Regions from separate parts of the Mus musculus genome. Here region 1 is linked to region 2. The links are chromatin loops, found by intact Hi-C in ENCODE. Cell type or tissue: gastrocnemius. All regions are shown on one strand. Each heading gives the region's core, and the rest is flanking DNA. Links, peaks and the distances in the headings are about the cores only.

What was found. A loop is a pair of places that touch in the nucleus more often than their neighbours do. Peaks named below come from ENCODE experiments on the same cell type or tissue, not always from the same donor. Only the 100,000 strongest peaks of a DNase experiment are listed, where the experiment ranks them.
Region 1: a loop joins it to region 2, with 2.0 times the contacts of the local background. A loop is called at or near these places in 6 of 42 quality-filtered maps.

What each region holds. Positions count from the first base shown.
Region 1 is chr16:11,900,661-11,915,712 of GRCm38, forward strand. It overlaps Cpped1 (calcineurin-like phosphoesterase domain containing 1), which reads right to left and starts at 8,763. Exons shown (of 4, transcript NM_146067.3): 1 at 8,606-8,763. The coding sequence starts at 8,675. Gm9961 (predicted gene 9961) reads left to right here and starts at 704. Exons shown (of 3, transcript NR_033509.1): 1 at 704-914; 2 at 2,344-2,501. In gastrocnemius, for the core only: a CTCF peak has its summit at 8,817; DNase peaks (open chromatin) are centred at 6,438, 7,282, 7,864 and 8,634; H3K4me3 peaks cover 2,194 bases; H3K27ac peaks cover 2,436 bases.
Region 2 is chr16:11,449,510-11,464,561 of GRCm38, forward strand. All of the region lies in intron 13 of Snx29 (sorting nexin 29), which reads left to right. Among named protein-coding and RNA genes, the nearest start is that of Gm32100, 130 kb to the right of the region's middle. In gastrocnemius, for the core only: a CTCF peak has its summit at 6,187 (motif pointing right); no DNase peak of the experiment used is centred there; H3K27ac peaks cover 1,913 bases.

The sequences.
Region 1 (15,052 bases), core at 4,526-12,525, 450 kb after region 2:
TGAATACAGAAAGAAGTTACCAGTCCTTCCAGCTGACGGCACCTATCTGATGGGAAGGCTTCATCCCGCAGTGCTTCTGAGAGGTGCACACTGCATGACTGTCCAGTGTGGGTGTGAGGAATGCTAATGGTTTGTCTAACACGTTGGTTTCAGTTTCCTTTTGTCCAGAGAATGCACAATATGTGGGGCAGAAACACATGTGGGGACCCATCTATTTCCACACAATCACATGACTCCTGAGTGGGTTTGACCACCAGCCAATGTCCAGAAGTAGGAAAGACCACAGAATCCTAAGGAGAGAGTGCATTGCAATCTGCCCTAAGTGTAATCAAGGAAAGGATGGGTTAAAGCAAGTGTTGAGGCCTACGTTATAAAAGATGAGCAACGCAGGCTTCTTCAACTGCAACCTTGAGATGGCACAGGGGAGAAAGACAGAGAAAAACCTAGTGGGGGCCGGAGAGGGCGCGGGGGACAGATCCCAAACTCATTTGAGGCAGTTTGTCTTGGGGCCCCATGGGAAAGATCTACCCCCAGAATGTGGGAAGCCCTGAATTTTACCTCAGTACTGAAAACAACATGGACAAAACAACCCCCAACAGCTCCACGGTGTCACTGAGGAAGTGGCAGGGCAAGAGTGCATGCATAAAGTTGCTGGAACTGGGTCAGTCCCAGGTGACCTGGGCGTGGCCAGGGTGCTTGTGGTGGCAACTGGGTAGAAGAGCAGACAAAGTCAGTGTGCCCTCAAGGAGGAACGCACAAGGCCAGGGATAAGTTGAACAGAAGAGAGATAGACAACACAAAGACCACTAATGTCCCTCTGCTTCGGGTAAACAGATGGGCTGGAAAACCCTGGAGAAGGAGCAGCCTGGGCAGGTGAAAACCTTGCTCTGCACCAGGGTCACTCGGCAGCAAAGGTAAGGGACTTGTCATCATAAGCCTATGGCCCTGTCCATTTACTAGGGTAAAAACCTACACCATGAAATGCCTTGGTGCCCCTAGGTACGGGAAGCCAGCATAAACCAAAGCCAGTGTGTGATGGTTAGCTGTGCCTTCAGGCACATCCACCAAGCTCTGCACGCACTTTATACATGAGGCCAGGTGGTATTGGGATGGAAAGAATTGTTTTTCTTTTCTTAAAGAAGGCTGTGCAGAATGTGGTCATTTGTTTCCTAGGTGTCTGACCTATCCATACACCAAACTTGCCTGGGGGGAGGGGCACAAGGCAGGAGTTCCCAGGCAGCTGGGGACAGCCATCGTTCCAGCTCTACATCAATGCCCCTTTCTCACTGAAGCACGTGGCAAAGTTAAAATGTGGGCAGTGCATAGACATAAAAGTTGTCTGTCAGCCTTCCCTGTAAGAAAATTCTACTCTGAACAGAAATCCAGGGGTACCTGGAAGGTCTGGCTAGCACTTTGTAAGCTTTCTGAAAATGACCATGTCATTCAGAGGTCAGCTAGTGGTCCAGCCGCTGTTGGTATTCATTCCACGCTCCTGCATGATACACACTTGTGCGCCAGGCCCTCAGTGGCTTGCTTGGCTCACCATGTGCTTCCCGTGACCTGTCTGCAGTCTGCTGGTGCTGCTGCTTACTTAGAAGTTGCCTGGTTCAATGACGTGTGTGAAGCAGAAGAACACGGACAGTTGTTTCCAACTCTAAGTGTGTCTCTAATGAAGATGAAAGTTTTGGGGAGAGCCTCAATAAACGTGAGCTGGGAAATATAAAACACCATGAAATTGGGTGTTTGGAAGACAAATGTCAGAAAGGAAAAGATATAAATCTAAGAACTCCCCACAGAGTGCTTCTCAACTGCTTTTTAATTGACTACATCTCTATGGGGGTGAGCTGGGGGAATATGCGCAACTGGAAAAGATTCTTTCATTGGTGCTTATATAAAAAAGTCACACCAGGTCTATCTATACATTCAGGCCAAGACAGGTGCTTGGCCTGACCTAAAAAGGATGGGTAAATGTGTGCAGTTATGGTCTTCATGGGATGAAATGTTAAAATCTTCAGTGCATTCTTTCTGTTTTAAACTGTTTAACTATAGGTAGACAAGAAAGTAACAAAGGGAGCTTCCTAATAACTAGACCCTTCCTCTATGTCACAGAGACATCACCTCGAGGGGCTGGGAGGGGAGGTCAGTGGTTGAGCCCTTGCCTAGCATGCCTAAGGAGTGGGTTCCATCCTCAGCCGTGTAAACTGATTTCTTTAACTTACTTTATTACTGGGGAGGGCACCCATGTGCCACAGCACACCTAAGGAGGCCAGAGGACGATTTTTGCAAGTCAGTTCTTGCCTTGCATCTATTTCTGAGGCTGGTTCTCTTGCTTTTTCTGTGCAGTATGTTCCAGGATACCTGGCTGCCAAGCTGCGTGGTCTGCAATTCCCCTGGTTTTGTCTCCCATCTCGCTGTGGGAGTGCTGGGGGTACAGATGTATATTACAATATCCAGCTTTCTGTCTGTTCCAGAGATGGAGGTCCAGTCACCTGGCTTTCATGGTGAGTGCTTTTACCCAGTAAGTCATCTCACTGGGTCTCTATGAACTTAAAAGAGAAAGGACTGCTTGTCTTAAATAAGAGTTCTTACCGACCCAGAGAGAGCTGTCCCTAGTGAGACTATGCCGGGGCCTGGCAAACACAGAAGTGGATGCTCACAGTCAGCTATTGGATGGGTCACACGGCCCCCAATAGAGGAGCTAGAGAAAGTACCCAAGGAGCTAAAGGGATCTGCAACCCTATAGGTGGAACAACAATATGAACTACCCAGTACCCCCTGGAGCTCGTGTCTCTAGCTGCATATGTAGCAGAAGATGGCCTAGTCGGCCATCAGTGGAAAGAGAGGCCCATTGGACACGCAAACTTTATATGCCCCAGTACAGGGGAAAGCCAGGGCCAAGAAGTGGGAGTGGGTGGGTAGGGGAGTGGGTGGGGGAGCGGGTGGGGGACTTTTGGGATAGCATTGGAAATGTAAACGAAATAAATACCCAATTTTAAAAAAATTTAGCATTAGATTGATATAGCAGTTGATAACAGTAAAAAAAAAAAGAGTTCTTACCATAAAATATATTAAATACTGTCTTTGTGATCTGCAACTTAGGAAAAGAAATATTTTGTAGCTGTGACATGATTTTAAAAAAAAGCTGATCAGCTGCACTTCATCATAACCTAAAATCCATTTTGAAGACAGTATCTGTACATCATACATTCAGTAAGAAAGGAGCCTGGTCCAGAAATAAGAACTCTTTTGGCTCAACTATTAAAAAACAAACAAACAAACAACCCCACAATTTTAAAATAGCTAATGATCTTAGTAAGTATTTCTTCTGAGGTCTACCAGTGACCATTAAGTACATAGAAACCCAACACTATTTGTTATGGCTAATCAACTTCATTGGAGTTAGTGAATTACTGTGGAAACACCTCTGGGTGTGTCTATGAGGGTATTTCCAGAAAGGTTTTACTGACGAGGGAAGACCAACTCTGAATACAGACGACACCACTCAATGCACTGAACTGAAGAAGGGGGGAGAACCGAGTGCAGCATCCATTGTTCCTCTCTCTCTGCTTCCTGAATATGGGTGCAATACACCTCCTGCCTTGCCTTCAGCTGCCACAGCTGGGACCCCTCTGTCACCATGCCCCTGCCGTGAAGAACTATACCTCTGACTGTGAGCCAAAAGAAACGCTTCTTCCTCGGGTTACTCACAGGCACTGCTGCTCAGGAGGTAAAATAGCAGCACAGCTACTGCATGACCCAGAAATTCTAAACCTACAAAAAATTTTAAACACTTGTTCTGTTCATAGTAGCTACTCACTTAAACGGTGTCTTAATGAATACCCATCAAAATAAAAAGAATCCAAATATTTATCAGTGCATGGACACACAAATTTGGTTATTCCCACATTAGATGGGATGAAGCAAAGGAGACAAAGCCCTAGCTACTCGCTACAGTGCGGATGACTTCTGAAGCATTCCGAGGTGAAGCCAACCAGGAAAGGGCCACATATGACTCCATTCACAGGAACTGTCCAAATGAGACTTATCTGCACAGGAATGTAGTGGCACCCGTGACAAGTAGGAGTAGGGACACTTCCAGACTGCAGGTGGACAGAATACTGCGTTAAAGTCCTGCACGCCTGCATCACTCTGGAACATTATTGAAAGCAAGCTGTAAGCGCAATAGGAAAGAATGTTACAGTAAATAAGATCCCAATGAAGTGTTTAAACATAGAGACCCAGCAAGGTTCTGGTGGTACCCAGAAGTCATTCAGGCACTAGGGAAACTGAGGCAGGAGGTGTATTAGTTCCAGCCTCGGCTAGAGCCATTCTCAAATAAACTCATTTAAAAATTAGTTTTTTTTTTTTTAAAGTGTGCCCTTTTTAAACGTGCACATGTGCACTGTTGAGCAGTTCCCTTAGCTGGTAATTACAATGAGGAACAGTCCTCTTTACTCACAGGGACTATTATGAGGGAACGTCCTTTGGCCAATTGAATTTAGCTCTGTTATTTGATCAAAGCAAAACAAAGCAAAAATGACTTGTGAGTAGGCAGCTCTTAGAGCCAGCACTGAGAGCTCCAGCATTGGCCAAGCAGCACAGAAGTGAGTAACACAAGAAACAATTTAACTGGCTACAGTCACTTAGTCAATCAACAGTCACTGAGGTCCAGCTTCCCTGGTTAATTGCATACTGCTCAGTTATCACCACAGGGCCTTCCACAACCAACCAAAGCTCAGCTACTGGGATTAAACTCGGGATCGATTTCGGCTGTTGGGCCAAATCTGTCCACTCCCACAGCTTCTATTGAACAGATCCCTGATCAAATAAGGAAGAACTAATTTGTCCTAAATGAAAAGGCACAACTGAAGCGCTCACTTCATCTCCTGCCCTGTTACAACTGTTTAAGCTTGATTATTTCTACTGAGAGTCCACTTACTCTCACCAGTGAGAGGATTTACAGGGAAAACTGAGAAATGTTCAGAATTAACAAAAACCATCAGTTCCTACAAGGCAGCTGCAGAGGTGCAAAACGTTGAGAGAGACAATCTTTTATTTATTATTTTAAAAATGCACTCCTTTAAAATTTATTTTTATTTTTTATCTCTGTTCCTGTTTCCCTGTGTGAGTACACACCACATGTGTCTGGGTCCTGTGAAGAGGGTGTAGATCCCCCTGATCTACAGTTACAAGTGTTTGTAAGCCACCTGATTTGGATTCTAGGAATTGAAGCCGGGTTCTCCAGTAGAGTAGAAGTATTCTTAACTGCTGAGCCTCTCCAGTTCCCCAAACAATTCTTTAAAGAAAGCTACCCAAGAAGGTAGAAATATCCTGATAGGATAAAATAAGAACAAATAAGTTTAGGACCTTAGAACAATTAAATTCAATTTTATTATTTTGTGGGGTGACAGATGGCACTCACCTGGAGGTGAGAGGACAACCTATGGCAGTTAGTTGTCTAACATGTGGGTTCTGGTAATCAAAGTCAGGTTGTCAGCCTTGGTGGCAAACACCTTTACCCTCTGAGCCATGTCACCAGCCCTCAAATACAATTTTAAAAAGCACCTTTGTCCTGTGATTTCTCCCTTTCAGAATTCCTTCAGAACAGATGTGGCAAACCTCTGAGAAGGAAGTTACATGCTAGATGAAAAAGAATCTTAATTAGGATATGTGTCAAGGAACTATAATTATCAATTTGCCTAATTAAAATGAGTATCTGAACACGCCTTAAGAATGTGAGCCCTCATCAGCAGAGCAGAGCGGATTATGTTAACAAGGAAGGATGGCTGAAACTGAGACTCACTTATCAAACTCCTGGAGAAATTGGGGCTCTGTCGCTCAGGTAGCTAATTCCTGGGGATGAGTGCAATGTAAACCTGGGACAGCTGCTTGAGTTAACTGAACACCTCTGAAGGAGGTGTGAGATCTGTCTCTATAGACTCAGGCTCTACTTCCCACAGTAACTGACTGTCCTGGGGGCATCTCTGAGTACAACTATGTACATTTCTGTGGCATCTGATACCATGTTCCTCCACACACACACCTAAGCCTTCCTGCCAGGCTTTGGTGCCAAGGCTGGCTGCTGGTTTTTCAATAATTTCTGGCTGTTTCTGTTTTGGAATCTTCGCTGTATGCTGCACTCATTTGAATGGAAACACATGCTAAGGAACACAGCACAGACAATGCACAGGAACCATCCACAGGGTACATTGTTCCCTTCAGAATAATGTCTCCAGATCTTAAGGCAGCACTGTCTACTCCCACTGTGTGGCACACATCCCTGCCTCTCTAAATGACCAGTGTTCAGCATTCCAGACGGTATCTCAAATCCATTTCATTCATTTGATTCTATTCCTTATTCTGATGTCAGTCAATGCTCTCCCCCTCATCAAGCATGGACAGTACACACAGTCCCAACTCCTCCTACTGCAGTGGCCATTGGGTGCCAAGGATTCCTACTTCTGTGCCATGGCTCCATGCCTAGATTTGGAGTTTGAGGTCTGGGAATTTGTCACCCTTTTCTTCTCTATTCTTCCCAGCTTACTAGAGAGTGTAAATGAAACATGATATTTCTCAGACTGGAGAGAAGCTGATAGCAGGAAACTCTTCCAGTCTACTAGAGGGAATAAACAGTTACACCCCCCCTTTTTATTTTTTATTTATTTTTTTGTTTGTTTTTTGAGACAGGGTTTCTTTGAATGGCCCTGGCTGTCCTGGAACTCACTCTGTAGAACAGGCTGGCCTCGAACTCAGAAATCTGCCTGCCTCTGCCTCCCAAGTGCTGGGATTAAAGGTGTGTGCCACCACTTCTGGAAGGTAATATAGCTATACCTGGTAAATCTGGGGATGATTATACTCTATAACCCACATCCCTGCTCCAGAAGAAATTCTCCCATGTGTTTATAAAAGACAGTTGTACAAAAAGGCTTACTATAATACTGTTTACAAGAATGAAAAGCACGTAACTAAATGGTCATTGTATCAGTCAGGACCAAGGGAGGAATAGTAAATATACTAAAACTAAGAAAATGCCTGAGTCATTTTCAAAGGGATTATCTGGGATGAGATGAATATAAAGAGACTATGAGGAACATTAAGCAGCCAAAAGATAGAGCCACTGTCATTCAGATACCTCCATCTGGGAACAGAGTCTAAGAACATAAAGACTGTTGGGAGAAACAGGGCCTTCTAGGGAGGAATACAGTCTACAAAGGGGAACCCTGGAAGGGCATCAAGTGCAGGAATACACATTCAGGTGTTTGTTTCTCCTCCCCCTAATCTCCCGTGGGAGCTTCTGGTTGGCTGAGTGTCTTCTTGCCCAGCTCTCCTGCCAATCTAAGGATCAGGACAAAGAGTTCATTCCTGCAAGCAGTCGCTCCTAGAGCACTGTGGCAAAGAGAAATCTGGAGAAGCAAAGACAAGAAAGACACCAAGTTGGTAAAACTCAGCACATCCATTAACAAAACATACAGCACGAATGCGCAATCAATGGGATACTGTTCAGAAGGAAGGAAGGAAGGAGAACTACTTAGAATAGGAGGCATCTCAAAAACATGTAGGCTGGGAAAACAAACAAACAAAAACCTAAGACACATTAAAATCTGTAGAAAATGGCAACACTGCAGACTGGACTTTCCCCAGTCCACCATCAGTGGATTTTTGGCTGTGCGCACCTGTGCAGAACCTTGAACTGCAAGGAGGGGAAAAGAAACAAAGGCCTAGCAGAGAACTGTAGGATTGATCTTCTTTGGCTAGCTAGGCAGAGGTAAGTCTGAGGAAATGAACCTGAAAATAGGATGTGAAGGCTGAGAAGGTGCCAGACTTCCAAGTCCCACCAGGTGAGCAGAGGAGAGCAGGTGCCAAGGCCCTCCGGGTTTGGAACGGGCCTGATTCTTTTTTCAGAGCAGTTCAGGCAAATTAGAGGCTGGATAACAAGGCGAGCGTTCCTGTGATTCTAAGCCAAGTGCCAGAGAAGAATCAACCCCAAAGATCCAAAGGAAACACAGGGAAACAGGAACCAATCCGGTATCCTCTGAGTTGCTGGGGCCTATCATTTGCTTAACACCCAGCATGTGTTCCACACCCAAGGTTACAGAAATAGTCTGATGTGTTAACAACGCTCCCTTTGAGGCAAGACTGGGTCAGATTATCTAAGCCCAACTTCCAAGAACGCTACCTGGACCAGAATGCCTTCCCTTTCTACGGTTACAGTAAGCAACTGGATATAAAAACACTCTCACTACAATTGACAGCCCCTGACACACACAGCGCTTGTCAGCTGCCCCGCAGAAGCTTGCCAAGGAAGAGAGAAGACAGGCCCCGTAGCAGAGCCCAAGCAGTCATTCACTTCTCTGCCACCTCCGCCCCGCTTCTGTTTAGTTTGTTTGCTTTATTTTTTAAGTTTGTGGTTTGCAAGGTCAAGTCAAGGCCAGCGAAGCACCCAACACTGCGAGGGAGGAACAACTCCGACAACGGTCCCCGGTGCTGTGTGCAACCCACGAAGGGATCCGGATAGAAGTGAGCGCCCGCGACCGGAAGGTTCCCCTCGCGGAAGGTTCTGCAGCTCTGGAGTGCCCCCCTTCCCAGGCGAAGAGCCAAGCAGTACCTGAGGAAAACGCGTCCAGGGTCCTGCCCCGGGCTCTGTGGAAAACATCCGCCGCCTCCATAGCGGACATGGCGAGCGACTGGCCTTGCCTGGGCACGTTCTGTGAGAGGAGGGAGCGACTCCACACCACCCGGCAGCCCCGCCTGGAACAGCTTCTGGAACCTGCCCTCCAGGAGGGCCGGGCGGGGCGGGGCCGCTCTGGGTGCTGCTAGTACTGCCTGGGCAGAACACGGAGATTGCCACCCCTAGTGGGATCCTCCCGGGGTCAGGATCCAACTTTCACTGGAACAGACTGGGGGTTGAGGCTTTGAGGCCTGGAGTTGTCTTATGTAACACGCATCGGGCCGCTTCATAATTTGGGATTTCAGGTTAACAAGAATAGGAAAAAACAAAACAAAAACAAACAAACAAAAAAACCCAACAAAACCCACGTTTAGCTTAAATATATCTCATGCAGTATTTGGGAGATACTTAAGCAGTTATTTTTAAAATATTGTTTATCTGAAATTCCATTTCAATTTGATGTCCTAAGTTTTATGTTGCAACCCTTCCAAACTGCCCACCATAATCTCAAGAGTCTTTAAGGCATCTTGACTGCCTGGACATTGCCACTGTCATTCTGTCACTGTTGTTGCTGGGTAACAGGCATTGCCCGAAGTACTTTGTGTTTTGCTTGTTACCTCATTGACTGCACTTGTCAGATGGGGAAACTGACACTCAGAGAGAGACACAACTCCTGAAAGCTAAGAGCTGCAGGTGAGCAAGACAAAATCTATCCAACTCAAAAGCCGTTACACTGGACTACAACCCTCACACTTGGTAGCAATCCAGATTTCGAGGTGGAAAATGTTAAATTCAGATCTCCAAAAAGAGGATACATTTATTAAGCACTACAGGGGAATTCCTAGGATCTGCCAAGTTGCTAAATTTTCTTCTCAACAAGTGTAAGCCTGAAATGTTCGTATGGTTAACAGAGCTAGGATGATGTCCCATGACCTTGAACTAGAGTCAGATATAAGTCCTAGCAATTTAGGACAGAAATACAAATGAGCTTGTGTCTCAGCTACTTGGGTTTATCCTAATACTACCACTTACTTTAGGTATGATCTTAAAAATTAGTTGCTCTGCACCTCAGTTTTCCTACCTGTCAAATGAGAACAATAACAATACCTAGGGTTATTGGGTTGGTGAGAAAGTTAGATGATGTTGTAATTTGCACATAAGATGTCTCCCGTAGGCTCATGTTGGAAGTTGTCCCCAGCTAGTTGTGAACGAAAGAAAAAGAAATAAAAAGGAAGGGAAAGGATATGAATTCCCCCTAGGTGTGGTGGAGGAGAAAGCTTATCTGTGGGAGAGTGTAGCCAAAAGCTGAGACATCTGTGAAAATCTAATACTGGGCAAGGGGAAGGGGTAAGGAGAAGGAGGGAAGAAAAGAACCAGGTGCAGCAGCCAGGAGGCCAAAGGTACAAAAAGGCTGGGTAACAAAATGTCTGGACTATATAGGGAAGAGCCCCTGGGGGGGGGGGGAAGGGCAGCCCAGCCTCTGGGCTGGAGTGTTCAGGGTAAAGGGTGGGATATGCCAGCCATACCCTATATCAGGTAGGAACTGAGGCTGCTGGAAGAACCTGGAGGCCAGGTCCACTTTGATGTGCTAAACTGGCACCTCACCCATGTCCTGGGTTTAAAACTTAACAAATGGCAGTGGTTTGGGAGGTTCAGAGAACTTTAGAAGGTGATTCCAGGTTAAAGAATAAAGGTCTTTGGAAGGCGTGTCTTGGAGATAATCTTGTTCCTAAACACTTCCTGTGACAGTGTGCCGCTTGCCCTTCTTGAGGTGAGAAGCTCCTGTGCCATACATCTTTGTGATGTTTGGCTAAGTTCCTGTGCAAGCATCTGCAACATAAAAACCTTTCTCTGATCCGTTTCTGCCATAGTCGTGAACAAAGTAACAAGAGTTGATGGATTTGTATGTCAAACTGCTTAAAGTAACAGTTGCAGTGGCAAGTAGTAAGTATATTAGCCATGGTAATTATTAATCATCATACCTCTATTTGCCACATACAACCTGGACATGAGGAGGGATCTGACGAAATGGGCAAAGTGAAAGTGAATGGCTGAGAGCCAAAGCCCTGATACTTCCGAGGGACTCAGCCCTAGCCTACATCTCAGGCAGTAATTTTTGTATCCACAAGTCTCTCAACTCATTAAATATATGGATCTAGTTCTTTCTTTGCACAGCACCTTTGAAATGTGGTCTTCTAAATAGAAAACTGTTACCAGGAGTGGGGTGGGAGGAGAGGGGTAGATTTTAGAAGGGTGACAGTCACTAGCTGGTATGCCATCCCACCCCATGAGTGTCCTTATAGGGTAATAGACTTTTCTGTCCTCAGAATGTAGTTTGGGTAGTAGTGGAGCCAGCTCTTCCTCAAGGTGTCTGTGGCTAGAACCAATTGAAACATTCTAGAATGCAGATAAGAAGCTGAGGCCTGATGTACGGAAAAGTGCCTTGTCTAAGGTCAGCAGTATTCTTGGTGAGGCTCTGTGATGTTATGTCACTTTAGTAGGCTATAGGGCCAGGTCAAGCTTTGCTCTGATTACTTCTGAATCGATGATTTTCCATGAGTTTTTATTTGCACTTTTACTTTCCATAGTGTGGCAGACCTTGTATTAGTTACTGTCTTAGTCAGTGTTCTATTGCTGTGAAGAGACACCATTACCACAGCAACTCTTACAAAGGCAAACATTTAATAGGGACTTGCTTACAGTCTCAGAAGTTTAGTCCATTATCTTCATGGCAATGATCGTGGCAGCACACAGGCAGACATGGTGCTGGAAAAGTAGCTGAGAGTCTTATATCCAGATCTATAGGCAGCAGGAAGAGAGAAAGACAATGGGCCTGCCTTGAGCTTTTGGAAGCCCAGAGCCCACCCTCATTGACACACTTCGCCGACAATGCTACACCTACTCCAACAAGGTTACACCTCATAATTCCTGTCAGATAGCGTCACTTCCTGATGACCAAACATTCAAATATATGAGCCTATGGGGCCATTCCCATTCAAGCCAGCACAGTTGCTTTCTCCTTGCTCTTGATGGCGCTGTTTGGGTGGCTTAGGAGATGCAGCCTTGCTCAAGGGAGTATAGCACTGGAGACAGCCTTAGAGAGTTTAAAGTCTTGCACTATTCTGAGGTTGCTATGCTTCCTGCTTGCCATTCCAGATGTGAGCTCACAGCTGTTCCTGCCATGGTGCCTGCTTCATGCTGCCATGATGTCCCTTGGGAATTGTAAGCTCAGATAAGTTCTTTCTTCTATAAGTTGCTCCTGGTCATGGTGTTTTATCACAACAGAAAAGTGACTAATAGACCAGACAAGAAGCAATTTAAATTAAAAAAACTGTATGTTTGACTCACAATCTGAGGCGGGGAAAGCATGGCTGCAGGAGATGAGGCAGCTGGCCACAGCATCTGCAGTCAGGACACAGAGAGATGAGTGTCCATCTTCCTCATTCAGTCGAAGCCCCGGATGGCCATGTGTAGCATTCGCTCAGTTCTGCCTTCTCACCTCAGTTGGCATCTCATCAGAGAACCCCTCACAGACATGCCCAGATGCTGGTCCAGCATGGCTGCGTAAGGGGATGTGTGACACAATTCCTGCCCCTGCAACAATGACAGGGCTGATGGTTGCTGTTGCCCTGAAGCTGATCTGCTGTCTCTTCTATTTTACACTCAATCTCTCTTTCTGGGCAATGTACTTCCCTCATTGCTCAGAGCTAATGACTGCACAATAAATGAACAGACATGGATCTCAGAAGTGAGGACTGGAGGTTGTCACGAGGCTGTGGAGGATGGGGAACAGGCCTTCGCTTGGCCTTTAGGGCCATGGAAAAGTATCTAGACAATATAACCACAGAGGCCATAAAAGCCTACATGGCCCTTTGAAGAAATTGCTCATTTAGAGACTTGGCCTTGAACTTGAAATTATGAGGAGATACCTGAACATTCTGATCCAATGACTGTTGCATTAATTAGCCAGGGTGAATCTGAGGATATCAAGGACAGAGAGCTAAAATGTTCTCAAGAAGAAAAGACATGAATAGGAAAAGAAGGAATCTATAGATAACAAGCAACGATGATGGGTTTATCTTAAAGGAGGAAGGTGTGTATGTGATCTAGAGAGGAATAGTCTTCGGAGCGTGCATGAGGCCATGGAGTTGTCGGGACAAGAAAACAAAGATCAGAGAATTAAAAGATGATGGACTGTGTTCTCCTAGCTACTTGAAGGATTGAAGACAGCAATGCCTACTTTACTTGCAGACATTTTAACATTTTGTAAGAAATTGTTTTAACCTTAGTAGTCTGTCACCTTTTTGTTCTTACATGAAAATAGTGACTAAAGACTGCTGTTTGCCGTGCCAGGAAAACATAAGAGCTGTGCCCAGCACTCATGAAGACAGACCGTAAAAACCATAAAGAAATGTGCTTTTGCTTTGTGTTTAGTTTCCGTTTTAAGGAGTCAGAGGTTAGAACTAATGATCCTGGATTCATAGAATTTATGAAATTTAAGGACTTTTAAAAAAATATTAACAATGTTGATGATCTTGCTTTAGTAAATAAAAAAACTGTTCAGGCTGTCTGGTCCAGAGAAGCCAAAAAAATGAAAAGGAAGAAGGAAAAAGAATGATGAGAAGAAGGAAAAAGAGGGAGAAAGGAAAAAGGGAAGAATGGTGAGAGTCCTCGGGAACAGAGAGAGCACCTGAACTGACAGTTGCATCCACTACTGACTCGGATCTTTATTGAACCACTGCCACTCCCATTCCCGCTTTCCTGGGACCCTCCTCATGCTGAGGCTGGACCTCCACACCCAATTGCTTCTTTCCTACACAGTTCTGAATTCTATCAATTTGGCAATCAGTATCAACCATCATAGGTCTCATTCAGACAGCTGAGGGGCTGGATGGAGAAGAAACTGACCTCTTCCTGGGCAAGAGGACCTCAGCCTAGTGAACTTAGAGAGTCACCACTGCTCATCCTGTAGCCTTCCGTGCTTGTCCTGGGGTCCTAAGCCTGCCAGTTCACAATGTCGATTTTAGACCTGCTAGCTTCCAGAATCACATGGGCAATTTCCTTCAGATAAGCCATTCTATGGATATAGGCATGTGCTATTGATTCTGTTGCTTTCAGTAAAGACCATAAGAGAGTTTTCTTCTAAAATTTCCAAACCCCACAGTTGGGAGCATAGTTCAAGGTGGTGTTGTCTGGAATGAAGGACAATATTCTCAACGCAAGTGTGCCTCTTCAGTGCTCTGGGTTCAAATGTCTCTCACCTTTACTCAGTCCTGACTTGCACATGGGGGTGTTTGGGGATAGGGAAAGAGGGGAGTCCAGAAAAGGCACAAGGTTTTCACTTTTGCAAACTTGGTCTCTGCCATGTTTGTGTGTGCACGTGTGTATATTCCTGTTTGTGTTCATGTACATGATGTGTTTGCATGTGTGGCCAGAGGACAACAGTTGTGTCATTCCTCGGGGACTTTCCCACTCTTTTTTTTTTAAACTGGGCCTCTCACTGGTCTGGAGCTCATCAAGTAGGCTATCTTGCTATCTGTCTAGGGAACCTCGGGGATTCACCTGTCTGTGGTTCTCCAGTACACACAGCACTAGGGCAGCATTTTTTTATGCCTGTTCTGGGATTGAATTCAGAGTTTCATGCTTGTGAAGCAATTCATTAAGCCATTTTCCCAGCCCCTGAGATTGTTTTTGTTATTGTTATTTGTTTGTTTTTGTTTTTCTATTTGTATGTTTTAAGGGAAAAGCAAACTGGTAGTTTTTTTTAGAACTGGAAATGTCTTTGTTCATGAAAGCGGACGCACCAACAACAAGATGAGAACTCATTGTTTTGTTTGGCTTTGCTGTTTTGAGATCTCAGTGTGAGGCATGGGCTGGCCTTTTATCTCCAGAGTGCTAAGATTACAGGCATATGCCACCATGCCTAGCTTACTTTTAATGTATCATTTCAGTGATAATGTTAATGGGTTGATAGTAATATCACTTTCCCTCTCGTTAGATAAATATTTGAGAACTTCCAAGCTAGACCTGTACTCTTCAGCAGTAATGTGAGTTCCTGTCCTTGCACCATTTAGCATCTCTATAACCTTCTTCAGAGATTGTTAGCTTATCTGTTCTTTGTTATAGGAAAGAAAACTATTTTAGGTGTCATAATATATGATTTTTCTTTATAAGTACCTACTAAGATATTTTATGCATATTTTCTCATTTTATTACCAAAACAAAATAAATTTTCACTCCTTTTTAAAGTTGAGTTCATAGAGCTGGAGGTAATTTACCTGATGTCAGCCATCATTCCCAAGATGGCAGAGCTGAAAGTTCTCTTCCTGTTTCCTGCCCTTTGGTGTCAGTTTCCACACTGCCACTCTTTAAAATCTTTCCAGG
Region 2 (15,052 bases), core at 2,777-10,776:
GTGACCTCACTGGAGCTCTGTGGTGTATCCTGGCTCGATGACTCAAGTCTTCAGAGACACTGGCTTTGAACATCGTAACAGGATAGGGCTATGGTCCCTTCATTGTGTTGGCTTGTGTTAGGAGTCAGCTTAGCCCTGGCTCCATTCCTGGAAATTGTGTTTCTGGGTGACTTGCTCAGCTTCTTCCTCACCTGTGTGGGAGAGGATGGTCCTATCCACTGACGTGGACAGAGGAGGAAGGCTGCTGGAGTCTTGAGACGATTGACAAGCTGCTGTGCGTGTTTTATATTGAGTGCTCTTTTTAGCTGTGGTAATCCCAGAGAACAATTTATGCTACACATGGGATAGAGACCGAGGTTTATAATGTGAAGTCTTCCCAGTTATGCAAGAACTGTTTCAGGCACTTGGAAGTTGGCAGTTTGCAGGTGGAAGGACATCTGTAGAACAGACAAATTCTTCAAAAAGAGAAAGTGGGAGAAACCCCCCTGAGCAGCTGGCCACACTGGCGGGCGAGTGGGTCTGCTCAGTCACTTGTTGCTTGGTAGCTAGAAGGGCTGTGTGCTACAGTCACCATGGGGGAGTGACTATCATAGGCTGAGGCTCATGTATGTGCTGGCCCCCTCTTCTAACCCCTGACCCCACTCTCCAGCTCAGGTGGCAAGATCTATAACACAGGTGGCTTAGTGGTTTAGGGTACAGTTTCTGGCATTGGACTTAGGGGCCAGCGTGTTAGTTAGGTGACCTTAGGTGAGCTCCTAACCTCTTTAAATGTCTTTATTTGTAAAATGGGAGAAAGAAAACTTGAATGAATTATCACATGGATAAAAAGAGACCATGAGAGACCATTTTTGCTTCAGAAAATATGCTTTGTATGAAGATAATACATGCTAACTACCATCACTTTTTATTAATTAGTTAACTGAAACCTTGTCTAATCAAAGGTGCATTCTAATAGCAACAGATGAAGGATGAAAAGCTAGGCTAGTCAGGCTCAGAAGAGCACAGTCTGTTCTAAGCACCCGATGAGAGTTCATGCGTGTGCGCACGTGTTTCACCAGCCTTGCGTGCTTGGTGGTGAAACAAACACACGCTGCAGATTTAGCATTTGCTTATTCCTTTTGCTCAAAGTTAATGACTTTCAGCTTCTGCTATGGCTCAACAAAGACCAAGGGCGTGTAACTTGTGCAGAGCTTTCCTGGGCCCGGCTGCCACTCACTCCTGATGGGCAGCACTATAATCAGGTGCAGTGAGGCTGTGTAAGTCACATCTCTAAATAATTCATTGACTTACTTCCAGCTGGGAGACAGATGTTAGAGAAGAGAAGACTACATTTACATGAGAAGTCCCTTTGAAGGAAGTCTCTGGTCTTGCGGAACAGGACAGAAATAACTGCCTCATAGTTCTAGAAGCTGGGAAGGCTAGGGTTGAGGGGCTGTACCTTCAGGGGCCTCCTGGCATGTCAGAATGCAATGGAAGCCATCACATCATGGAGAGTGGGAGGAAAGAGGCCGAGGAGCTGCTCTTGTAACAGACATGTTTAGTACTAAGCCGTGGTGGATGAGGGCGGAGCCCTTGTAACCTGATCAGTTCTTTAAAAAATTACTTAAATTTTTACGTGTCTCAATATTTTGCTTTTGTGTGTGTCTGTGCACCAAGTGTATTTCTAGTGCCAGTGGAGGTCAGAAGGCATTGGAGCCCTCGAACTTGAGTTCCTTTCCTCCCCATGGGTACTGGGACCTAAATTTGGGTCTTTTGGAAAAGCCGTAAGTAGCTGCTGTGCCATCTCGCCAGCCCCTGCCCAGTTCCTAAGGGCCACCTCTCAGCATTGCTACTGCATCAGGGATTGAGTCTCCCAATTAGAGAACAGGGTCAAAGTCATTGGGTCACTCTAAGGACAATTTTCTATCTCTGCTCATCATGCTAGCTGTCTCTTGTGTGATAAATCATCTCTTAATTTGGTCTCCAGAAACAGCAAGTGTTTAGAATTTTCCACGATTTCTGGGAGTGAGGTGTCTGCGAATGGATGGGGAGGGGTCTTTCAGGAGGTAGAAGTTGAGTTGCTGGCTAGAGTTGGTGTACTCAGGCTTGTCTCAGACTAGGGGCTGGTGTCTTCTGTCTGTCTGTCTGTCTGTCAATAAGAGGCCTAGGGTCCTTAATCTGAAGGTTTCTGTAGGCTGTTCAATGTGGCTCCCATAGAGAAAGAACATGCTCCAGGTGGAGGTCTCGAGGTTTCTGTCACCTTGGAGAGCACGCTGAGTTCTATAGATACACAGAACAGCCCGGCAGTGTGGGAAGCCATGACACTAGGGATGACTATCAGGATCAGAGTCAGTGGGGACCATTTCAAAAGCTGCCCACCACCATCTCCAGGTTTCAGCTTCCTCCTGATACTTCAGGGATCTCAAGAGAAGCAGGGCCAATAGGATGTCTGTACCTTTCCAGAAAACCACATGGTTTTCTGAGGTCCTGAGGTATTGATTTCATATGACTTGCGTGCCAGGGAGTTTACCTAACCTTGTCTGCAAGTGGCAGCCTGGGAAATCCAGTGATGTGGTCTGAAGGCCTGGGTCCAGGCTGACAGCTAGGAGCCCCAGGGCAGGAGAGGACCACCCCTGGCTCCAGAAGTCAGGCAGAGAGAGCATTGACCTTCCCTGGTTCCTTTGTTTTGTTTGGAGTCCTCAGTGCAAGGATGGCACCTGGTTGTCCTGATAAGGTCCCAGCCTGGTCCACTAATTCAGATGCTGGCTCTCCAGGAAACACCTCAAACACCCAGAATTGAGATTCAATCAGCTCCCTCAGCATCCATGACCCAGCCGGCTAGACCCTCACACTCCACCAGTGGCTCTTCCTCCTTCCTGGCTATTCATGCTAGTGTCACTCTGCTGCTTCATTCCTTGGCCACCATGATGGAGTCTAGCTAATGTGTGTGGCTGATGTGCTGAGAGCAAGGTTCAGCATTCTTGCCTGGACGAGAGGGAACCTGGGAGTTGGTGGGTCTTTGTTCCTTTGAGGAAAGATTCTAACCCAGTGCATGAATGCACACACAGTAGAAGGAGAGGGGTGCAGCTCTTCCTGAGGGTGGCACCTGAGCTGCTGAACCCAGCCTTTCTGAGCTACTTTTCACCTGCCAATCTTTGTTGCTTTATCCAGATTGTGTTGGCTTTCTCTCATTTTTACCATGTTCTAACGAAGGGTTCATGTTTGTATGTTAGGGGCAAACGGTGGACTGTGGTTTTTCTGGGCTTAAGTACATCTGTCATCCTCTTGACAGCCCAAGGGTGTGGACAAGCGTTCTGGTTGGTGCCTTGGCTGTTGATAGTTCTAGACTCTGGGTCTGACCTGGGTGTTGGAGTCCTTTCTTTGTCCAAAGCATCTTGAAGCCTTTGACACTGGCCTCCATTTGGAGGTCAGCTTCCTTGGGTGTGCCAGCCCTGCTTGGTCAGTATGTACCCTCTTGTTTATTGTTCCTGCTGGGCTGGTAGCCAGTGAGATCTTCACAATGATGTCTATGTGTGAGATTGAGGTCCTCATGGCACAACTTTTAGGGTGTGGGCCTATACAGGGAAGGCAAAACAGGGACCTCAGTGCCCTGCTCAGATCCTGTCTGGCATCTCTGTCTGTCGAGACTTTTGGCTTTCAATAAAAGCTCTAAATCTTATATTGTCTGTCAAGGCTCAAGCTCTGCCTTTTTCTGTTGGTTATCAGAGAACTATAGACTCTGCTTTCTGGGACAAGGTCATAGGGGATGTTCTGTCTTGACATGTATCTGCCAAGCACTTAGTCCAGTGGGCTGACCCTCTCTTTCTTTTGGCTCTGGCATATATCTATCAAAAGATACATATTTCTAAATCCAGGAGTAGTGGTGTATGCCTTTAATCCCAGCATTCAGGAGGCAGAGGCAGGTGGATCAGAGTTTGAGGCCAGCCTGGTCTACAGATCAAGTTCCAGGGCAGCCAGGTGAAGTGGAAACTTAAGGGTTCTTTGGAAAGTCACTTGTGTTGCTAAGGCAAACACATGAAGGAATGTTTCATTGAAGTGGACATAGGTGAAAGGCCAAGGCAGACTCATGAAGGAAAGTTATGCTGAAGCAGACACAGGAGAAAGGATGTTCTGCTAAAGTAATCCTGTTAAAGGACACATGATGAAAGATTCTTTGCTAACAACACGCATGTATTGGTCTGCCTTACATTGTATAGTTGAACTCCATTTGTCAGGACTCCATAGAGAGATATGCACCAAGCAACTTCTGGTGGTGTGCTGCGGCTTTTTGCCGCTTCTGCAGACTGATTGGCAGTGACTTTTGAGACAGATGCATGTGCTGAGGCAAGACCCGGGGAGGACACGGGATGTTTGGAGGGTATAAAAAGGACTCACTTGGTGGTCTCGCTTTGCTGATCTTCATTTCACTGAGATTGGCACAGCTGAGAACTTTTCCTGGCATTCCTGTTGGCCCTGGTGCCTCCTGCTGACTTGTGCAGAGGCTGAGGCCTGGCTGTCTCTGCTAGGTAGCGCCACTGCTGCTGATTTGTGTTTGTTATCTCGACGCTACCAACCTGGACTGCTGTATGTCTGTGAAGTGTTTGTGAGTAGAGCAAGCTGCTGCTGCTGACCTGTGAACTGAACTGCTATTTCTAGATAACACAGATGGGAGTTGCTCCAAAGAACCTTTCTAAACAGGTCCATAAGCCCGCCCCTCATATCCTTTCTTTCCCACTACCTCTGGTGAGTGGTGGGCTGTAAGAGAGGTTAAAGTGTTTAAGAACCATCATTAAAAAGGATTTGAAAGCATTAAAGTTACACAGGAGTGGCAGAAACTGACATTTTCCGGGTTCCAGCTCAGGTCTAACATATCTAATTTGGTCAAGGTAATTCCATCTCCTTCCAGCAAGATTGCTGCAGGGTTCCTAGACTGTTTCAGAAATGACATGTGGTCTAATTTTGCCATGGAGACAGGGGTGGGTCTTCAGAACTTTGGTGGGAGCTCATCTCTTGTCTGTTGGATGGCTCTCTCTTCTGGGTAACTTTCTGTTGGGGTATGAAGCCTAGAGCTGCCTTGGCCATTGTGTTCTCATGAGGGAAGACAGCATAGGGTGAGGGTATGCAGGCACTCAAATGAGGAGCGGTGGGCAAGAGAGCTGGGTTTCAGGATTCACTGGGATGCTGGGCCAACCTACTCTTTTTGTTTGTTTGTTTGTTTGTTTCAAGACAGGGTTTCTCTGTATAGCCCCAGCTGTCCTGGAACTCACTCTGTAGACCAGGCTGGCCTTGAACTCAGAAATCCACCTGCCTCTGCCTCCCAAGTGCTGGGATTAAAGGTGTGCGCCACCACCGCCCGGCTCCAACCTACTCTTGAAGGCCTCTCTGGACCTTCTCACAGTGTGGGCTGATGAATCCCCACTGCTCTTGAGATGAACTGGAGTTGGGTTTCTGTTTCTTGTCACTTTAAGAACATTCATCAGCAGAAGGTTGTGTCCAGCATCTCCTGACCTACCCAGGTAAGGGCTCTCCGTGGTGCTCATGCTCAGGCACCAGCATTGCACAACAGTTACTACTAGCAGTGACAATAGCGTACTGCCACCAAAGGCTCAAATTTAGGCCAGAGGCTTCCTCAGGAGGGGCATGCTCTTGTGCTCACCTGGTTTTTCTTACCGCTGACGTAATGCCTGGCTCAAATAGGTCTCAGTGAAGTTGGTCTGGTGAGGGAGGGAAGTGTTGTGGGGCTAGTGGTGGTGTGACCTGACCCAAGTTATCTCCAAGGAATGCCCACTGGGCTCTTCTTAGTTATAGCTCAGTTCTAGGGAGCTCTTGGACTTGCTTGTTACCTGTTCCAAGACTATTTTGCTCACCATTTGGGAAGTGAAGCTTTCTGGAAATCCCTTCTACTTTAGCTTTAGCTAGTGAGAGCATTCATGGATGACAGAAGCCCACTTAGAGGCCTCTGAAGAAGGGCAGTGGAGTGGCTAGGGAACTCCTGCTGTGAAGGAGACCTGTTTCTCCACATCTCTCTATCCTTTTTCTTGCAGTTGGCTTCATTATCAGGTTTGATCTTCTCTCATGGTGACTAGAGGATCTGTAACAGACCATGGCTGTGCTGTGCCCAGCCACTTCACCTCGTCTCCCCAGCAGCAGGCATCTCTTGCTCTCAGGCCCAGATCAACGCTCCCTGTATCCAGGAGGTGGCATCCTTTCCTTTCTGAACTGCAGGAGTGAGTGTGGGGCTGGAGAGGACTTCCCTAGATGGGCAGCAGTGACTGTAGACTTCCCATGGTGATTCCTCCCCATCCCATTTAGGTGCTTTAGATGTTCCAAATTAATGTATTAGTGGCGTTGGGCCGACAGCCCTCAGTGGAATCTGACAGGAGTGAGTACACTATGCTACCTCCTCTGGCTGCTTTCTGTGGTTTATGTCTCACAAACTGTGACCTCTAGTGACCTTGTTAGTCATCTATTTTGCCGTCTTTGGACTTCATGCTAGCAGATTTGCTGTTCCTTTTTTGTAAACATTCTTGGTGACACTCCTAATGTCCATAACTAATATAACATACATATAACACAAGTGATTTAGGAAGCTAGCTTATAGTTTATGTGAAAGAGAAATGAACAAGAAGCCATTCATAATAGAAGCAGACTCTGTTCTACATTGGTTAGGATAGTTCTGGGACAGAGTGAACCACAGATGCCAGCTCTCTGCTGGCAGGGCCAGCCTAGTCTCTCCAGGGCTGAGTGGGATGGTGACTGTTGCAGCCCAAAACAAACACACCCAGGCCGGGAGTCTGTCAGAGCAGGAACTTGTTTTATTGTAGCAGTCTTTCCTTTATATAGGGTTGAAGAAAGAGGTGGGGATTTTTGGTGAGGTGAGATGATGTAGAGGGCGGGGAAGGATGCCGTAGGGTATAGGGTGACTGACAGAGCCAATAAAGTTATTCTACATCAGTGGTAGCTAGGCAAAGGCAGGCTTAAGCAGAAAGTGCTGAGTCACTCCAGTACGGAAGTGAGCAAGACAGGTCTCTAAACTAGAGCAAAGACTCAGACTTCCTCACTAGGCCTCAGTATCTGGCGAATAAGGCCCAACCCACAGCTTATAAAGCACTTCCTGGTCCACAGCTTGCACATAGAGAGGGAGGACCAGAGTGGCTGTTTATAGCAAATACGGAATGAAAATGCAGAGTGCAGCAGACCCCAGAGGAGAAGGGCTGTCAGCATCTGTGAGAGGCGGCTCCAGGTTCAGATTCTACACCAGTCTCCTACAGATGGCCCTAGGAGGCCGAGCCAGCACTGTGTACTGCCCCAGCCTCTCAGAAGGAATGGTGTCTTCAGCCTACTCTACATTTTGGCCTGACTATGCCGCCAGGCATGCCTACTTATCCCACACCTGAAGGGGGCAGCATTGCCACCAAGAGAATCCCTGCCTCAGCCTTTTCCCTTGTCCTTTTTCTCAGGACCATTGGCAGAAACACTGCAGAATGTATGTTTAGTCATCCTCTTGACCTGATTCCCCACGTGATCTTCTGAGCACCTACTGTGTCCAGTCACCCTTCCCTCTGCCTCCCTCATTCAGGCTACTGGACGAGTCACTTGTCTGGTGTGATGAGCTGAGAGTCCCACCTTTGCTCCATGCTCAGCAGCAGCCCCAGGTCCCTAACTTGCAGCTGAGAGCAGGGGAATCCATGTATAAGTCGGGACTTGTGTGTTAGGCCCAAGCATCAGGATAGGCAAAGATCTGTCTCAGTGGAAACTGCTCACCTGTAGTCTGGTGCTGCCGGAGTTCTTCCAGGCTCTGTAGTTTACCTTGTTCATTTGTTAACTCTTCAAAGAGCAGCTGTTTTGTGGTAAGCTTTATCAGTTAGAAATGAACAGAGCATGGCTGCGTGAGCCTATGTGTTTAAATTGAAGAGGGGTGGGTGGGGTGGGATGGGGTGTATAGACACAGATGTTAAACATTTGGCTGAGTGATTCTGTGCGCCAGCCATGCTCAGGTGTAAGTGTGGCATGATGTGGGGCAGGGGTGGGATTAGTTTTGCGTCAGTTTACTTTAGTCTTTGGGTTTGTTTGGTTTTTGTTTTTGTTTTGGCAGAAGCTTGGTAGATAGCCCAGGTTGTTCTTGATGTTCTTGAACTTAGTGTATAACCTAGGCTGGCCTTGAACTCAGAGTCCCATTGCCTCAGCCTTGAAAATATTAGGATTACAAGAGTGTGCTACCATTGTCAGCTCTGTCTGAGGCTGGGGTAGAGGGAGGTGCCTCAGGCACCATTTAAGGAAATACTTATTTACATAGGAGCCTCTGTTCCCAGTGGATGTGGGATGGCAGATGGCCACTTAGTGCCTAATGCTTCTCCTTTGGAAAGCCAGGGTGAAACAGTCTTACTCTTATAGATTTTTTTGCAAGAGTTAATGCTGATAAGTGCCACCCAGAGGCCCCTGCAGGTATCCTTAGCCAGAGCTGGGACCATGGAAGTAATTTATTCCTACACCTCAAGGCTACAGTCACTTTTTGGAGTTCATCTGGCTTGGTGTTGCTCAGACATAACTAACGTTCTAATAAAGAATTCTCTGGGTTAAAGTGCTAACCATGCTGCTTAGCTCTGGCTGCACATTTCAGTCCCCAGGGGAAGCTTACAGAACTATTAGGCCCAGGCCACCTTCCAGACTAATTAAGTTAGGCTTTCTAGAGGCGAGACCCAGACTGCACAGGTCTGGTGCCCAGATGTTAATGTCCTGCCAGGTATTGGGTGATGGAAGTGCAGCAGGCTGAGCTGATGGTGGGCACTTCTGAGGTTCTGCAGGGGATGCAGAGGCTGCTGGTGACATCCAGGAAGGTGAAGGTGCTTGATATTTTTATTTCAGAACCAAATGGAGAGTCAATTTGTTACTGTTAGTTTCTTTTGGAAGTGTTGGCATTTTTCATTTTTGCTTAAGAGTTTATTTTCAAGTAAGCTGTAAACAACTTAAGGGATGACTTTGTTTACCGATCTGTATGTGAACTTAAGCCTAGGCCTGCTCATGCTTTGCCCGTCAACACGGATTGCGTGTTCACAGGTTAAAACTGCACATGTGTTTTCTGAGGTGGAATTCTTTTTAAGGCAGGTTCTTTCTTCCTATATGGTCTAGTCTGGTCTTTGATTGGGACCCCCCTGCCTTAGCTTCTCTAGTGCTAGCATGGCAGGGGTGTGCTGTCAGACTCAGCTAGAGCAGAATTCTGTCATCTCTGGCTAGTTGACACTTCTTAAGGAAGTTTTTATTTCTGTGTTTTCAAACATTACCCTGCAATTGTAAAAGCTGTGGACCAACCCCAAATGGGAGGAGGCCCAAATCCCATGGCCCAATGCAATCAATCACTGTCTTCATTGTTAGTCCATCAAGTCCATTTTCTAAGCTTAGTTTTTACACCTTTAGTTGTGTGTTGCAAGTTATGTGTCATGTGTTTTATATTTTCTTCTGTTTCTATGCAGATTTCAGATCATGTTTAAGTAGCCCTCGCCCCAGCAAATGAAGGCAAGTGTGACTGATAGTCTTTACGTGTGAGGACAGAAGAGTTCCTAAAGACACCCACTTGGGTACAGTCTCTGCTAGTGCTTTAGTTTTTATTTGGAGGGGACTGGCAAGATGGCTCAGGTGAAGGAGCTCCTTGTTGAGCCTGGAGACCTGAGTGTAATCCCTGGATCTCATGTGGTGGGGGAGAGTGAACGCCCACATGGTGTCCTCTGACCTCTACACATGCACTGTGGCACACGAGTCTTCACACACATGCACACAGATTATTGTTGATGAGGCATTTATGCCTTTAGGTTCAAACTCACTTTACAAAATCTGATCCAGTAGTGCACAGCAGCTTTGAAGGAAGTCAACCTTGTTTCTCTGAGTCTGTGCACAGGGGGTACTATGTCTGGACACACCTTTATTTATCACGATGTCACTTTCCTTCTTCCTGAGTTCTTACAGTGTATCACAAGCATACAGGCTTTTCTAAAGCCACTCCTTTATTAACTGCAGCTTGATTCCTAGAGTACAACTGCCATGGTAGAAGGTCTGAGCATTTCTGAAGACTCATGATTTGTGCTACAGTTTGGATGGAGTTTTCCCTGGAGGGGGATTTGGGATCCTCAGTATGGTGGTGTTGGGAGAGGATGTGGAGCCTCAGCGGGGCCTGCTGGGAGGTCCCTGCCTCACAGAGCTGCCCCTGAAGAGGTTAAGGGGGCTTTGGAGAGACTCCCTTCCAGCTCCATCTCTCCTGACACTTGTAGCAGGAAGCTACCCCAGAACTGTTGACTTGCTTTCAGATATGATCCCCCCTTTTTTATTTTTAGATTTATTTATTTTATGCATGTGAGTATACTGTAGCTGTATAGTGGTTGTCGGGAATTGAATTTTTTAGAACCTTTGCTCGATCTTGTTGGGCCGCTCCCTTAGACCCTGCTCTCTCCCGCCCAAAGATTTATTTATTATTATACATAAGTACACTGTAGCTGTCTTCAGATCACCAGAAGAGAGCATCAGATCTCATTACTGGTGGTTGTGAGCCACCATGTGGTTGCTGGGATTTGAACTCAGGACCTCAGTGCTCTTACCCACTAAGCCATCTCACCAGCCCCTAAGATATGATTTCTTAACCAGGCAATGCACATCTGTAATCCTAGCACCAGGAGGCTCAGGCAGGAAGATTTTAAATTCTAGGCTAGCCTGGGCTATATAGTAAGTTTGATCAAACCCGAGCTATGTGGCAAGATCCCCTCTGAAAACAACAAAATCAAAAATCAAGTTGAATGGTTGAAAGCATTTGCTGTGTCACCTCAGCACTATGTTGCAGCAGTGCAAAGCAAATTAATACAATCTCTTTGCAATAGAGTCTTACTGTAGAGAACAGAGCAGGCTGTGAGTGGGCCTAGTTCACTGTGATTGCTAAAGCTGTGTGGCATGTCACAGTGTTTGCAGTAGTTTCCAGCCATGTGATGCTGAGTCTGCATCCACTTCCATGAGACAGTAGGTGACTCCTGAAGCAAAGATCCTTGTGTCACAGTTCTCTGTCCCTCTGTGTCTTTTCTGTGTGTAATCTCAGGAGTGGGATGCCATAGTCAAGGCATATGGTTGTAGTGGAACAAGCTGTATACCTTTCTTAGCGCACTAAGTAGGACATACTCCGGCCTGTGCTGGTACTGCCTGCTTCGCCTCTGTTTCACTCCTGCTCGTGAGTTTTAGAAGGTGGAGTTTGGTGAGATTCCCTCTGAGAAAGGAAGGTGGAGAGGCCAAACACTTGAACATTGCCTCTAGATCTGAAAATGTGCAAGTTTCTTCTCAAACAAAAGAGGCAGTGAGGCTCAATGGTGAGGGTCAGTGTGGGCTTTCCAGGCACGTCTCCATGGGGAACGTGGAGCATAGCGTGGCGGGAGGAGGGCGGAACGCCTTAGGCATTGCCCAAGCAACCTCAGGCAGTAGAGAAAGCCACGGGGTGTTTGCTGATTCTAAACTGTTCTCTTAGATTCAGGCTTTGTTGAGGGAGTGGAATTCTGGAGAGTGAGCAGGAAGTTGTATCTGTGTGAGCGTCTGCCTTTGGAAGCATGTGCTTACATTATGTGTGTGACCATCAGACCTTAGTACCCAGTGCAGGTAGGTGTTCCCCACAAAAGCTGTACCACCGTCTAGGCAGTTCATCAAGATATGAGAAGCCTACAGCAATTCCAGGAGGAGTGGGAGAGTTGGATCTGAAGTGTCTCTTTGCCCACACAAAAGTGCGGAAGCAAGAAGAGATAAACTCACTGGAACCAGGAGATACGAGCCAGCCCTCACTAACAGGTTATGCTTGTTGTGCACGGGGGAGGGAAGCTTGGTCACTGTTCATTAGTGTTTCATTGGGATGCCTTTCCTAATGGGAAGTCGGGAAGATCTAGAGGGTAGAATTAAACTTACAGAGCAGTGTGGAGGGATAACAGAGAGCCTGAAAAGGTGACCCATTGGGAGAGATATTGCTGCTACGGAAACTGTGAGAACGAGGAGCTGGAGGTTTTTGCTGTTGTCCACTGGGCTCTGCCTCTGCCCAGAGAGAAGGCAACATATGCAGCCTGCCTATTCACAGAAAGTAATTTTTCAAATCTTTCCAGTACAGTTTGGCTCACAAGGTGGTAATTTCTGTGTCACTGACATGAAGCCTGGGTCTTAAATATAGTCAGCATGTGAGTGCCCTGCAGGCAGTGACAGTGGCAGTATGACATCACTGCCAAGCCACTTCTTGTTATTTTGGAGCCAGAGTGAGCAACAGGAAGCTTGGCGGAGGGGAGATATTTTTGGCCACAGCAGCCATGTGGTTTAAAGAGAGACAACTGTCAGGTCTAGTGCTCGGGAATTTTGCAGACTTTGTGTGCTGCTAAGTTTGTATTCACAGGTTTGCATGAAGTGGAGCGGAGGCTCAGACATACTAGACTTGGCTCTACGCTAGCAGCCCTCAGAGGGTGCGGCCTGCTTTCTTTGGCGCAGATGGACGTTTCTTCAGATGCTTTTTCTTTACAAGATTCAAACTTAACCTCACCGAATGCTCAGCTCCAAGGCCAAAATCAACTTGGAGGGCCCAGAAAACTGCCTGCCTGGCTTTAAAAGTCCCAGTGAGCTACTTGGGAATGACAGGGTGTGTGTGTGTGTGTGTGTGTGTGTATGCGTGTGCATCTAGATGGTTCAGCAGGTAAACTTGCTCATGGCTAAGCCTGATGACCTGTTGAGGAAATGCTAAGGAATAACTTGGGGCTTGAGGTGCCCTCTTTTCTCCTGTGGGCTTTGTAACTTTCTAGTTCCCAGAGATCTGTGGCAGCATCAGCTGAGAGAGAGGGTCTAGCACTTGCTGCTGTCTGTAATTTATGAACTTTACGTTCACCTCATACTGCAAAGGGACCATAGCAATCTAGTTCTTGAAAGCCCTCCCCATGTGCTCTATGGCACAGGCATGTATCTCTCTCTCTCTCTCTCTCTCTCTCTCTCTCTCTCTCTCTCACACACACACACACACACACATGCACATACAACATATAAAATAATCAGTGTAATTTAAAAGAAACTCACACAGGGAATGTGGTGAATGTCTGTAATCCCAGCGCTTAGGAGACTGAGGTAGGAGAATTCTGACTTCAAGGCCAGCCTGGGCTATATAGATGAGACTCTGTCTCAGAAAACCAAGGACCGTGAAGAGTGCTTGCTCCTTGTGGGAGGCAGTAGTCTGCAGTGTAGAGAAACTTTACCTCGGAACCCAGCCTCCTGGATTCCTAGTGAGAGGGAACAAGGAGTTCTTCCACATGCACTGAGCACTTGGACACTCTCATGAGGCAATTCTCTTTTCCAGGTTGTCTGGGAAGGGCCTCTGCTGTACCCATGGTTTTCCTCATTGTTTCTTTGTCTTTCAGACTCCACAGAGCAGTGCTTCCTCCCCTCATTTTTTATGCTGCTCTTTTTGTTTTGTGTGGCACTTTTCATCTTGTCTGTTTCTACCTTTGTGTTCACACCCTAATCTGGTCAGGGGCTTTGTCTCAGGCATTGGGATGCAGGAGGAGTTTGTTGAATGAGTTAACATCTGAATATGTGTCCCTTGTGTGTTGTTCTACTGTTTCTGGCTTACATTTCAGGTCAGTTCATGGTCTAGGATAGCTGCTGAATTCCCTGATACTGTATCTGTCTTCAGGCCAAAGGAAGAGAATCAGAGGTGGGAAATGTGTCCCAGAGCTGGCATTTTAGCTCAGTGAAAGGTGCTGAACGTGAATGAGGCTCTGGGTTCAAATCTCAACAGAGCAAAAAAAGTGCTTCTTCCTCTTCCTCCTCCCCTTCCTCCTCCCTCCTCTCTCTCCTCTTCCTACCTCCTTTTCCTCTTAAAAATATTTACTTTTATTTTTTGTATATTTTCTTGAATATTATACAGAAAATAAAAGTAAATATGTGCACCATGTGAGTGCCTGGTGCCCAGTAAGGCAGAAGAGGGCATCAGATGCTCTGGAACTGGAGCTACAGAGAGTTGGAAATCACTCTGTGGATGTTGGGAACCAAACCTGAGTCCTACAGTGCAGCCAATGGTCTTAACCACTGACCCATCTCTCTAGCACCAAGTTCTTTGTGTTAAATTTAAAAAGTATTGTGTATGCATGCAGGTGTGTGTATACACTTGTGTATGTGCATGCATGTATGGGTATGCACACAGGCACATGTATGTATGTGCGTGCGTGTGTGTGTGTGTGTGTGTGTGTGTGTGTGTGTGTGTGTAAGAACACATGTGGAGGTCAGAGACCATCTTCCTGGAGTCAGTTATTTCCATCAACCATGTGATCCTGGATAGCAGTCATGGTTGCATGTGCCTGGTGATCCATTTCATTGACCTGTGTCGTCTTTTTTGAGGAGGTAGCAATTCTGTATACAGGTCTTCCCTTCTTAGAGTCCTGAGACTGACTGATGGGGTTACTGGTTTATGAGTAGAGAATGTCAGTCTAAATGAGAAGGGGATTTTGGTGGACAGTGATCTGCACCCTCTACAAGGCACATAGTGACCGCTCATGTGAAAGTTCACTTATTAGGGTTTTAGCTATGATGTAGAGCTGGGAATGGTGCTTGTTTGTTCTGTGTGGAAGATTGTTACCACAATGGCTGTCAGGGCTTCACAGTCAGCGTTGCGTTCACTTAGTGGCTTTGGACAAGTGAGCTTGCCTCAGTTTATTTATGTGCCAAAACAGGGTCTTGCTGTATACTCCAGGGAAATGTGTGATCTTGTGGCTTCAGCCTCCCAAGTGCTCAGATTACAAGTGTGTAGTACCATGCCCATCCTTGATGCTTTACATTTACAAAATAGGTACAGCAGTTAGAAAGAGTGTCACCCCTGGTTGGAAGCGAGGTGAGACACCAAAGGCCAGGAGGCTGGAGCTTAATGTGTAGTTGGTAAATAGGTAATATGTCACCCACAGTCTTCACTGCTCCCTTCACTCAAGGATGGTTTCTAGGTGCAAGGAAATTCTCCTAGAAGGCCAACAGGAGCATTCCAGACAGATAAGGACAGCCTGTGAGAAAGATAGAGGCACAAAAGAAGAGGCCATGCTGA